2 separate regions of the Homo sapiens genome follow, and region 2 is linked to region 1. A link is an interaction called in ENCODE POLR2A ChIA-PET data of the cell type or tissue named here. Cell type or tissue: MCF 10A. All regions are shown on one strand. Links, peaks and the distances in the headings refer to the core of each region. The heading gives the core; the rest is flanking DNA.

What was found. Peaks named below come from ENCODE experiments on the same cell type or tissue, not always from the same donor. Only the 100,000 strongest peaks of a DNase experiment are listed, where the experiment ranks them.
Region 2: POLR2A ChIA-PET joins it to region 1 with 5 read pairs; 9 of 35 experiments call an interaction of 5 or more read pairs at or near these places.

Annotation. Positions count from the first base shown.
Region 1 is chr1:205,746,144-205,754,115 of GRCh38, forward strand. It overlaps NUCKS1 (nuclear casein kinase and cyclin dependent kinase substrate 1), which reads right to left and starts at 4,039. Exons shown (of 7, transcript NM_022731.5): 1 at 3,814-4,039. The coding sequence starts at 3,830. RefSeq lists a silencer at 3,213-3,812 and an enhancer at 4,233-4,482. In MCF 10A, for the core only: no CTCF peak of the experiment used is centred there; DNase peaks (open chromatin) are centred at 2,408, 2,848, 3,408 and 4,158.
Region 2 is chr1:205,595,006-205,600,357 of GRCh38, forward strand. It overlaps SLC60A1 (solute carrier family 60 member 1), which reads left to right. Exons shown (of 10, transcript NM_181644.5): 8 at 2,775-2,845; 9 at 4,126-4,246. It also overlaps the pseudogene RNU6-418P. Among named protein-coding and RNA genes, the nearest start is that of SLC60A1-AS1, 28 kb to the left of the region's middle. RefSeq lists an enhancer at 4,960-5,352. In MCF 10A, for the core only: no CTCF peak of the experiment used is centred there; no DNase peak of the experiment used is centred there.

The DNA.
Region 1 (7,972 bases), core at 1,205-6,204:
AAGTTAGCTGGGTGTGGTAGTGGGCACCTGTAATTCCAGCTACTCTGAGGCTGAGGCAGGAGAATCACTTGAACCCGGGAGGTGGAGGTTGCAATGAGCCGAGATTGCACCATTGCACTCCCGCCTGGGCAACAAGAGGGAAATCCCATCTCAAATAAATAAATAACTCCCCCATTATTCAGGCATTGTAAATTATGTATCTTTGATGGCATGTCTTTGAAGGAATTATGTCTTTTTAGAGGAAACTGACAGGTAATTTTAAAAAGTATAGATCCAAGGTTAATAAACTCACTTCTCTCTCTCTCTCTCTCACACACACACACACACACACACACACACACACACTAGAGAATAAGAGAATGAGCCAGTCTCATCTACAACCATATTAAACTTGTGTCTTCATGTGCACATTTGGTAACACATTTTGAACTACCTTGAATTTTCAAGTTTCTAGTTTTTCTCTTTAGCTGAGGACTTCTTGAAACCAATTGTTTTGGGGGAGAGAATATTTTTAGAATCCAGGCATGGCCCAAACAATTCTCTTTGAAAAGAAAGCAAACTGGAATCCTGGGAAAGCCGTTAATTCTCAACACTACTTATAAACATGACAAACAATAAAATAAATTCTATAACAACTTGTAAGAGCTTATGTTTTCACATCTAAATTTTCAATGGTAAGGTTCCTTACAATCTCAAGTGTTAAACAAAAGGTATCAAGCACACTTAGGTTACAAGGAGAAGCAAAAAGATTGGTTTGAGCAACCTGGATCACTTTCAATAAGGGAGGAGGATCTCTGGAGAGTGTAACAGCTGAATTTCAAGAAATCTGGTTTCTAGTTTGGGCAAGTCAGTAAATCTGAGCTTTCTTTCTCACCTCTTACAAGTAATGGCATTTTCCTTCCTTCCTCACAAAGTTGACTCATGAAAGCACTTAAAAAAGTTAAAAATGTTACATACTATGTTCTTTAATCAGCACTAATAACATTAATATTGATCGGGCAGAAGGTACAGCGATCATGCGGGTGGGGACCAGAATTGGGAATTGGGAATTGGGAAATCTAGGTTCTCAGCCCAACATTTGCACCTGCTAGTTCGTGATGCAAGGCACCTCACTTATCCAGGTCCCCATTAAACTAGGTTTAATAAAGTGAGTTTGCCTAAACCTCTTCCTAGCTCCAAGGCTAATTTTAAGCTATTAATTTGAATCCAAGGCCTAAAATATTTGAGCTCTCATTTAACAGTCGGCCACTGCAAAGGGTAAAGACAGCAATCTTGTATGAACAAAGTTAAACATAACGTGCTAGACACAGGTCTTTGCAAAACCATGCAGTAGCCAATAGGTCCACCATACCACCCTTCATTTGGAAATTGATGCTAAGGTGCCATAGGTACATTTCCAAATGCTCTTAAAATGTTTAGGTTCATATTAAAATAAAAATGGATATTTATGGTACAATGAGAACCAGAAAAACTGCAAAATTATACACAGGCCTAAGGGCAGAAATACCCCAAAAGACGACACAGTGACAATATTTTCCAACTTGTGCTTTTTTGTTTTTAAAACAAGGCTGATGATTCTGAAATCAGGTCAATGTCTATCACTTTTTTCGTTGATGTTAAATGCACTAAGGGAATATAGATTCTTCAATTATACTTTGAAACAACATCATTTCCCTAAGTCAGGACTTTTTTATTGCAAAATTTAACAAACCACCAAACTCAAGTTTAATTATTTCTGCTTTATTATTGGTCATGAATAAAGACTTCTTTTAAAAAATAATTACAAAGAATTTATGACTAAAATATACTCCGTAACCAACTTGCTCTGAAATTAATAATTTGAAAATGGCAAAGAAAAAAAAAAACAGCCCACAACATATTAACTTCACTCTTCAATTAGGGGAAATAAACAAGGTCAAAATTAGTTTAAACAACATACTGAGTAATAAAAAAGTTGTGCAGAAGTCCCAATGCCTCCAAAAAACTGATAGAATGTGCTTAATATATATATCCCCACATGGTAACATAAAAAATCCAAGTTTTCCAGTAAAAATGTTCTGTTCATGTTCCAATACCTAAATCTGGGAAAACAAATTCAGGCAGATGAGATAAGAACGTCACCACAATAAAATAAAGTCATCAAAACTTAGTGAACTAAAATTTAAAAGGTAGAGGAATTATTTTTCCTAATTTGACCTAATTTGACCACACAGTAATTACTTCCAGAAGACAAAAGATCCAATCCAGGTAAAATAAATCTTTATTTTATTATTTTACCTGATCCTAAAGAAAATATTCTACGTGAGTTGATGGATACATTGGTCAAGTTTTATGCCAAAAAAATTACGCAAACTATACTCTGAAAGAGCTATCCAGACTCCTTGCCAAAAGGCCAGCATAACTTTCAGAGTAGAGATCGTGAGTTACCACAGATGCTGATTGAAACAGAGCTAACAGCAGCTTTCTCCTCATTCCCACCCCGTGTGTAGGAGTACGCAGTCTCATACCACCACCAGTTGGAGGATGATCTAGTCTGGAGACAGAACGGTGTAGAACAAAACCCTTGCCAGGGTCCCAAACCTCTCTTTAGAACTCTAATTAAAGGTACTTCCGTTTCCCACACAACTTGGAATGAAGGGGAAGCAACGACTGTTAAAACATTTAAAAACTAAGCCTTTATCTATTTATTTAGAAAACACACTATGCAAAGAAGCCAATTCCTTACATTAAAAATATTTATTTGCAACAGCTCTCCTTTTTAAGGCCTCAACAGATTGGACTAAACCACACCCCTCCATAAATGGCACATTCCATACAATAGCCTGGAGAATGGCATAGGACGATTCCACCGACAGCTGGGGGAATAGCAAACTTGTTGAAATTCCGAGAATGAAGTCTGATGGTTACCCGAACCTAGCCCTTTTATTACTAAAGTCACTCGGGGACAAGAGGGTTACAAAAATATCCCGAGACGCGTACGCGGGTGAGAGTGGAACGAGAACCACACGGGATTTGGGCCGTGCTGTTAACCCGCACCTCCCTGAGTACGGACATTTCCCCGAGGAAGGACATTTCTAGTCGGAGAGAAAGAGCGAACTTTGGGGTTAACTCTCTCAAAACTCTGAGGTGGGGAGAGAGGCAGCAGCCCATTATTTTCCAGGATCCAGTCCCGAACTCTCACTTTTGCCCGGGGGGAAAAAAACGGGTCCCGCCCACGCTCGGCCCGATCCGGGAGGCGGGGCCTGCAGCGACCCCGAAGGACAGAGGCGGGGCCGGTTGGCAGTGCTGCCCCTCCCCCTTTGCCAGGAACACCCCCGTCCGCTACAGAGAGGGCTCAGGGCCCCCACCCCCGCGCCAGTCGCTGGGGGAAGGGGCAATACGGGTGCCTCCGCCCCTCCTCGCTGAAGGTGGGGAGTGGAGCTCGAGTCCGCCCGCCTCCCCGCGCTGGCTCCAAGGGGACGGCCCCGAGGAGGTGGGGCCTCTTGGGGGCGCTGACTTCACACCCCTCCCCCTCCGGCCGCTGGCGGCTCAGGGACACCCCGCCCGCTCTAGTGCGGTGGGTGGGGGAGGCAGCTGAGCAGACCGGAGCCCTGCAGCGGCGCGGGGCGGGGAGGGGCGCGCGCACGGGCGCGCAGCCACCACCCCCGCGCGCCAGCAGGGCCCCCCACGCTCAAGGGTGCGCGCGGGCCCCGAAAGGGAGGAGGCCGCGCGCGGCACCGGGGATGGCGGACTCTAGCCTTCTGTCCCCCACTCTTTTCACCACTCGCCCCCATCCCCCTCCAACCCGCTCCAGGCCTCAGACTCCGCACTGACCTGACAGGCCGCGACATGTTCGCTGTCGAAACAGGACCGAGTCGAGAAGCCAAAGACCAGGACCCCCCCCACCCCGCGCGCTCGGCGCCCCACCCCCCCCGAACTTCAGCCGATGGGACCGCTGCTGCCGAACCCCGAGCTGCTGGCTTCTCAAACTCCGCTGCTCTTTGGTTCAGGGCTCCTGGAACAGACGAGCCCCCCGCTCCCCCGTCTCTTCAAAATGGATGAATCAAACCAGCCGAAAATGCGCCAAAGCCGCCGTGCAACCAAACCCACTAGGGTTTGTGCGCTCCTCCCCAACACGCCTGCTCATTGGAGACTTCTGCCAGATGCGCCCAGATCATTAGTCCGTTTGAATCATCACGTCTTCCAGGCCCCGCCCTGCTCTCTGATAGGCTCCACCTTCACCGTGGGGGTCCTGTTAGTCAAGATGCTCTGAGAGCGCACGGCCGCAAAACAAAAATGGTCGCTGCTTAGCCCGCCCCCTGGTTTCCACTCCAGAGTTGCAGATTCGTCTGGGGTCGTATCTTAGAAAGACTAGAAAAAAAGATTTATGTAGGGTTCAGCGTTGCTCAGTGTTAGTTTAATGGTGTTTCATCTCGTCTGCCTTGATCACCTTGAAAATCCTCTAATAGCAAAACCCGTGGGAGAGGCAGCAGATTCGTCACTGCGGGGCTGCTACAGAATTGGAGGGAAATTCCTTAGGTTCAAAAAATTTGACCTTAAACCTACAAGCCCCTTACCCTGGCTTCGGCATTAACCCTCAGGGACCAAATGAGGCTGCTGGAGTAGAGAGGCAGGATCATAATCAAGGAATATCTTCACCCCCAATTACCATTCTCCATTCTGGACCTTGAGATCCACTTCAGGGTCATTAAAGTCCCAGTCTGGTGCATTACTATTTTAAGAAAAGAGTCAGGTGTACAATAACTAAGAGCATGAGCTCAGGGGCCACAAGGTATTTCAGGTGGAATCCCAGGTCCACTACTTAATGGTGGTATAACTTTCCTTCTCTGTGCCTCAGTTTTCTCATCTGTAAAATGGGAAACAAGGGTACCTAACTGCATAGGCTTATTAGTATTAAATGAGTTGATATATCTATCAAAAGTCTTTAGGATAGTCTCTGGCTCACAGTAAGTGCTACGTAAGTGTTAAATCCAAGTTTTAAAAGATGATTCCGTCCCTGGGTAGAGATGGGTGGAGCTGGCTCAAGACCCTATGAATTCTATTGATTTACCCTTGCACTTTGAAAAACAAAACAAAGACTCTTCGAAGTCATATAACTGAAAGTAACGCACATCATTTCACTTAAATCCGTGAGCATTTGTTGGATGCCTAATACTCTCAAAGGCAGAGCTCAGGATTCCTATGTGAATGGCTAAGGCTGAGTCTGCTATCGAAAATAGACGTCAATCCCTGTCACAGTCAAAGCGATCATTTTTGTTTGGTGGCTGTGCGCTCTCAGAGCATCTTGACTAACAGGACCCCACGGTGAAGGTGGGGCCTATCAGAGAGTAGGGTGGGGCCTGGAAGACGTGATGATTCAAACGGACTAATGATCTGGGCGCATCTGGCAGAAGTCTCCAATGAGCAGTCAGTTAACAACCAATTGAAGATACACTTTCCAAACAACAACAACAAAAAACACACCACATCTGCCTCCTGAAAGTCTCCCTTTGTAAAATCTGGCTTCCCAAAAAGAAGAGAATAGCACAGTCCACCAGTGAAGCATTAAACAAATTAATATCTTTTGTCTCTTCCATGTCATTCCACCCTCTGTCCCTCTTATTTTTATTTTTAATTTTTATTTTTTCGAGACGGAGTCTCACTCACTATGCTCCCCAGGCTGGATTGCAGTGGCACGATCTCTGCACACTGAAACTTCCACCACCCGGGTTCAAGCGATTCTCCTGCCTCAGCCTCCCAAGTAGCTGGGATTACAGGCGTGCTCCACCATGCCCAGCTAATTTTGGTATTTTATTGTGGAGATGGGGTTTCACCATGTTGGCCAGGCTGGTCTTGAACTCTTGACCTCAAGTGATCTGCCTGCCTTGGCCTCCCAAAGTGCTGGCATTACAGGAGTGAGCCACCGCACCCGTCCCCCGCAATTTTTTTAAATTGTGGTTAAAAAAAAAATACATAACATAAATGTACCACTTTAACTGTCTCTAAGTGTACAGTTAAGTGGCGTTAAGTACATTCACATTGTTATGCAACCATCACCACGATTCAACACCAGAACTTTCTCATTTTCCCAAACTGAAACTCTGTGCCCATTAAACACTAACTCCCCACTTTCCCCCTTCCCCATAGCCGCTGGCAACCACCATTTTACTTTCTGTCTGTATGAACCTGACTGCTCTAGGAATCTCATGTTAGTGTAATCATACAGTATTTGTCCTTTTGTGACTGGCTTATTTCACTTAGCATAATGGCATCCAGGTTTATCCATGTTGTAGCAAGTGTCAAAATTTCCTTTCTCTTAAAGGCCAAATAATATTCCACTGTATGTATATGCCACATTTTGTTTATCCACTCATCCATCAATGGACACTTGGGTTGCTTCCACCTTATGGCTATTGTGAATGATGTTGCTGGGCAAGTGGGAGTACAAATATGTTTGAGTACCTGCTTTCCTTTCTGGATATATACCCAGAAATGGAATTGCTAGATCATACAGCTATTCTGTTTAATTTTTTGAAGAATTGCCGTATGGATTCTCCATCAGCTGTATCATTTTACACTCCTACCAGCAATGTGCAAGTGTTCCAATTTCCCCATGTCCTTGCCAACAGTAAGTTTTTTACAATAGCCATCCTAATGAGTGTCCATATACGGTTTTTTTTTTTTTTTTTGAAACGGAGTCTCGCTCTGTTGCCCAGGCTGGAGTGCAGTGGTGCGATCTCTGCTCACTGCAAACTCCGCCTCCCAGGTTCACGCCATTCTCCTGCCTCAGCCTCCCAAGTAGCTGAGACTACAGATGCCCGCCACCACGCCTGGCTAATTTTTGTATTTTTAGTACAGACGGAGTTTCATTACGTTGGCCAGGCTGGTCTCAAACTCCTGACCTCAGGTGATCCACCCGCCTCGGCCTCCCAAAGTGCTGGGATTACAGGCATGAGCCACCACGCCCAGCCTTTTTTTTTTTTTTAGATAGAGTCTAGCCCTGTCACCTGGTCTGGCTCACTGCAGCCTCTACCTCCCGGGTTCAAGCAATTCTCCTGCCTTAGCCTCAGAGTAGCTGGGATTACAGGCATGCGCCACCACACCTGGCTTTTTGTATTTTTAGTAGAGACGGGGTTTCACTATGTTTGCCAGGCTGGTCTCGAACTCCTGACCTCAAGTGATCCACCCACCTCAGCCTCCCAAAGTGCTGGGATTACAGGCGTGAGCCACCGCGCCCGGCTCCATATATGTTTTGACTAAGTGTATTACCATCCCCACTATTGTCAGAATGCCAGGGCAGAAACTTGGGTGGCAGAGTGATCACCAAGTGGCTTTGGTGGAGGCTCTTTTATTAGGCCAAATTGTTATTATTTTAGTAAACATCATTATTTGGTATTGTGAGATGGGGCAGAGGAATTCTTGTTACTCATTTATTAGGTAGTGAACAGAAATGACCATAGTCAACATTTGCAGGCAGGTGGAAAGTTCAGAATAGGTCTTCAGGTTGTTGGCCTGATAGTGTAGTGCAAGGCCAGTATACAAATGGCCACTGAGTGAAGACTCTCCTCCTTCCAAGTTCAGCCTCATATCCTACCTTTCTCTTCACTGCAGCTTCAGCTAACATCTTCCTTCCATTTGCTCATTTATTCACTTAGTATTGCAATCAACATCGTCTCTCAGGGAAGAAATAACTTAAGACTTGAACTTCGAGTTTACTTTTTAGTGGACAAGTACAGAACTATGGCCAGTAGTGCCAAAAGAACGTGGAATGCAGTCTCCAAGGTCAGTTCCCTCTAATCTGTACCCCAGTGATCTGCCCTGTGTACCTGTTTTAACCACAATCAGTTTGCTGGAAACTGAAGAAGGACACTGATCATAGGATAGGTCAGGTTTTAGAAGCACTATCTGATAACCCCGAAGGGACAATATGTGTAATAAAACTAGGAGAAACTATGAAAACAGAAAAGCCTCAGGAGACAGAAAAGGCGGAATT
Region 2 (5,352 bases), core at 115-5,114, 150 kb before region 1:
GTACTAAGCCACCCTCCACATGGTAAAACAGGGCTGTGCTTACTTCAGCAGCACATGTACTATAATTGGACCAACACAGAGATGATGAGCATGGCCCCTGTCCAAGGATGACATGCAAATGTGTGAAGTGTTCCCCCAAAAAAACCAGAAAACAGAGCTGATCACAACCTCCAGATCTACCTATGGGGCATCTTTCTCTCCAGACTTCTCTCTCCCTGCTTCCCCTGCAAACCTGCATCCTAGCCACGAATTACATGCTATTCCCTGATGGCACAAAAACTGTTCTGTACCTCCCTACTTTGGCACGTGGTGAACCCTCTGCCTGGAACATCCTCCCTGCTCCATCTCGCCCCTTTATCTTCCTGCTCTTCCTTCCAGACCTAACTCCAGGAAGTGTCCCTCTCCAGGAAGCTCCTCTGATCCCCACTGGAAAGGTGTGCCTCCCCTTTGTGCCCTTTGACGTTGCCCCTGTCTCTCATGTTTGACCCATCTCAAGACTTTTGTACCTAGGTTATCTGCTTCTCCTAGACAACATGACCCTACCAAGGGACAAGGGTAAGAGCACGGGCTGTGCAGGCAATAGCACACCTGGCAGTCCTGCCTCCAGAGTTACTGGCTTTATGACCTTGTGCAGTTTCACTTCCTTCCCCTCTCTGAGCCTCAATTTTCTCATCTGTAAAATGGGGATGCAAATACCTGCCTTTTAGGATTGTTTTGTGCATCAGAAAAAATGTAAAGCTTTTGACTTAGCATCAAAGCTGACTCACAGGCACTCAGTGTCTTGTTAACTCTTAGTATTCACCTGAGCATCCTCAGTGGTTAGCATAGAACCCAGTGGTCCTCAGTTTTTTAAACAAATGAGTGGAACAGACAGATGGGTGCTGCTGGAATTCAGGGAAGGGAGTGAGGGGGCAGTGTTGATTTAAATAAAAGTAGCTTCATAGAGGGGATGGGATGTGAGCTGGACCAGAATCTAGAAAAGCAGAGAGGAAAATGGAAAGGCCTTCCTGGGTAGGGTGGGGCAGTGAACAGAATGAGAGCAAAGGCACAGAGACAAGTCTGAACATAAGTGAGACTGAACGAGCTAGAAGGAATGTGAAGTCCAGAGTAGACAATGATGACAACCATTTTATTAAAAAAAAATAGTGTCTACTATGTGTTAGCTGCTGTGCTACTAACAGGCACTGGTTTTTGCCAGTGATCTATAAGACAAGGCATGGCCATCCTCTCCTGGGCTTCCAGCCTAGTGGGGAGGGCTAGCTGGTCAACAGACAGTGTGGTGAGAGCAGGTGCAGAGTGATATCACAGCACAGAGAAGCAACCCATCCAGGCATGGGGACCAGAGAGGAACATTACTGATGGAAGTCTAAACTAGGACCTAAAAGATCAATGGGAACCAGCTGGCCAACATGGTGGAACCCCATCTCTACTAAAAATACAAAAATTAGCCAGGTGTGGTGGGGCATGCCTATAATCCCAGCTTCTTGGGAGGCTGAGGCACTGTACTCCAGCCTGGGCGACAGAGCAAGACTCTGTCTCAAAAAAAAAAAAAAAAAAAAAAAAAAAAAAAAAAGATGAATGATAGTTTACCAGAAAAGAGGAGGAGGATGAATGTTCAGTGGGGAGTGAAGATGTGTGCTGAAGCCTGGAGGTGAGAGTTACGGAGGGTGGAGGGGGAGAGAGAAGCCTGAGCCATTAGCAGGGGCAGAGTCTAAAGGGCTCTGCAAACCACTTGAAAGTCCTTGGCCTTCATCCTGAAGGCAGTGCTGAGGGGCTTGCGCAGAGAGTTGGGCTGGTTTTGAGTTTACTGTGTGCCAGTCCTATGCCAGGCTCTTGGCATGTCTTACATCAGAGTTACCCACACGGTAAGTCTGTGAAGGAGGTGTGATGCTCATCTTACAGAGAAGGCAACCAAGGCCTAGAGAGGTTAGAGAACTTGTCTAAGGTCACATGGCCAGTAGGTGACAACCTGGGCTTGGAACCCAAGTCTGACTCTGAAGCTTGGGCTCTGAAGGTGTGCACCACACTGCCAGACTCATCAGGGCGTGTGGCTGGTCAGTGCAATGCCAGGACAGCGAAGACACTAGTCTGCCTGCACCAGAGGGCTAGCCTCAGGATATCAGGAAATCTTTCTGGAAAGGTAGGTAGCAGTCAGAATGGGAATGGCGCTGAATGCCAGGGCTAAGCAAGATGGGATTTACCCTGAGATATTGATGAGCAATTAAAGGTTTCAGAACAAGGAAAGGACAAAATGACAGTAAGACCTAGGCATTCCCAAAGCAAAGTTACAGGCTCATGTCTGAGAAATCCAAAGTAGTCCTTTCTGCCAGGCCATCTTCCAGAGGTTTCCCAGAAGCAACCTAGGTTGTTTTTTTTTTTTTTTTTTTTTTTTTTTCGTTTTTTGACAGGGTCTCACTCTGTCACCCAGGCTGGAGTGCAGTGGTGCGATCATGGCTCACTGCAGCCTCCAATTCATGGGCTCGAGGGACCCTCCTACCTTAGCCTCCCAAGTAGCTGGGACTACAGGTGCACACCACCATGCCCAGTTAATTTTTTTAAATTTTACTTTTTGTAGAGACCAAGTCTTGTGATATTGCCCAGACTGGTCTTGAACTCCTGGCCTCAAGAGATCCTCCCACTTCTGACTCCTAAAGTACTGGGATGTGCCTTCCGAAATGCATATGCCACTGTGCCTGGCCAGCAACCTGGATTGTAATGCTGGCTTCTGTCTCCTTAACTTGCTTTTACCAAACCAAACCTTCTCTTTTTGTTAGGCTGTGCAACCACAGTGCTGGTGACAGGGGCAGGAGTTGGCGAGATGGTGCTGCAGATGCTGGTTGGTTCGGTATGTGGGGACCTGTAAGGGAGAGGGGAGCATTTGGGGAGCACTCCTCTGACAGGTGAGAAGATGCAGATAGCCACCTTCTGAACTCAAACTGTCCCTTTCCTGAGTCTCCAGCAAAGCCAGCAGGGCCCCCTGTGCCGTTGTTACCTGTTTCCGTTTCCAAGCCAGCCCTGAGAGCTGAGCCTCCATATGTGGGATCTGGAGATGTAAACGGATGCATGGAAAAGTCCAAAGCAAACACAAGCCATGTCTGGGAGCAGGGCCAGAGGGGGCCCGTGGGAATGCTGTTTAGCTCTCAGAGCCTGAGATGGGTTGGAACTGCAGTCAGAGTTCTTTTTCCATCCCTTCGGAACCCACCACTCCCTACCCCACCTCTCACAGCCTCTGGCCACCCTGCAGAGGGCCCAGCTTCCTGCTCAACTCCTGCCCTGACCGAGAGGGCCAACTCTTCCAGTTCTATTCAAATCCACCCATGTTTCATTTATTCACCAGGAAAAAAAAAAAAACAACCTAACATCTACTTTTTATTGAATACTATAATGTAGATATTATTCCCCTTTTTACAACAGAGGACACGGAAACTCAGATGAATTTAGCAACTTACCCTAGGTCAGTCACACTTCCAGAAACTGACAGAGAGGACCTCACATCTAGATCTTCCGGCCTCCAAAATCTCCCTCATTGTGACTCCATTCTCCTTTCCTCCTCTTTTGCCCTGCTGGAGGGAGGGGAAGAGCTGCATCTCACCATACCCTCCTCATTGAAATGATGTGACATCTGGGACTTGCTTTAGTGTAACCTAGTGCAGAAAAGAAGTGCAAGGCCACCAATGAAACCGGTGCTGACTGCTAAAGTTGAGTGTTGGGTTCATTGGAGCTCCATATACTACTTTAACATGTTTTAAATTCTCATAATAAAAGAGTAAAACAATATATCCTCTGCAAAGTTCTGGTTAGGGCTTATGGGTATAGAAACACCTAGTATGACTGGAGCTTCAGTGATGATAGAGATCGTCAGAAGGTTCCAGAACACAGAGCTGCAAGGGACTGCAGGGGGTCACCAGGTCCAGTCCCTGCCTTAGAGCAGGACTTCGGCCTTCTCCAGACACATCAACTTGAAACAAGGCCAAGGCCTCCCTCCTCCCCGTGATTCCATCTCTTGGTGTGACGGGCCTCAACTTAGCTGAAAAACCAGCCAAGGATGGAGAAGGCTGCTTCCTCCGATACACCTTCCACGTGAAGTTTTAATTGTCTGTCTCTCTGTGTTTTCCCCTTTGGCAGATATTCCAGGCTCAGGGCAGCTATAGTTTCCTGGTCTGTGGCGTGATCTTTGGTTGTCTGGCTTTTACCTTCTATATCTTGCTCCTGTTTTTCCACAGGATGCACCCTGGACTCCCATCAGGTAAGGAAAGTATCTGTTTCTACACAAGAGGAGGAAAACAGAGCCGGGGTCGGGGAGCGGGGGAGCAGGAGATGCTATGGATCTTAACGTGCCAGAAACGCTGCTCTGTTCCAAGTAAAATGCAAGGAAATGTTTATTTTTCTACAGCTTCCTTTTCCTCTCTTCCTGCTTTCCATACGATTGTCTGCGCTGGACTCTTAAGATAGGCGAGAGCTGGGTCGGCTGACTCATGGTTTCTCCATTAGCAGAGGGGTATGGATTGTGAACTTGGCTTCCTGCATCCCACCATGTCATGGGACCATGAGCCAAGAATCTCTTTCCAGCCTGTTCAGGGAACTGAAAGGCAGAGCCCGACTCCTTGGCTGGAACTCAGCCCAACGGCCTAATTGGCCATCTCTTTGCAGTTCAGGATTTTGATTCTAGTCCAAATCTTTTTTTCAAAAAGAAGTCCTTCAGGCCAAGTAGCAAAGAAAGTCTCCTTCAGGGCACAGACACCTCCTAAGAATAGTCTCCCTTCTAGAGACCCCAGGCAGGGGGAGTCCCAAAGCAATTTTCATAACCCTGAGCCCTTACCTGCCCTTTTGCCCACTGCTTTCAAAGTGCCCAGGGACTGCATCGGCTGTGTGCAAAGCCAGTTCTTAAGAGAAGGTGCCCAGGCGGAGACTCTGTCCTCCCTATAAAAAGCAAAATCATCACAAAAAGACTAAAGGAACAGGCATTCACCATCCGCTCTCAGTGGGTGAACATATCTACGCTCTAAACGCTCAGTACAAAGGCCCAGAAGGAAAGGTGGCCCCCAAAACAGCACTAACTATAGCCTCACTTCTGAGACAGCAGTACTGGTTGCACACACACAGGAGTTTCATTTAAGACCTACATTCAATTAATATTTGCTGAACATTAAATGAATAACACTTAATGGGCTCCTTATTCATGGGAGACAGACACATTCCCCAAGCCCTAGACAGCAGTCTCAGGAAACTGCCTCCACCAACTGTTCGCCAGAACTAGGGGGTCTGACTTTTCACTTTGCTCCCTCTAGAGCCACAGAATGGCAGAGAAACAAACAGCCTGGGTAAGCTCTCAGAATGAATCATCACTGCAAC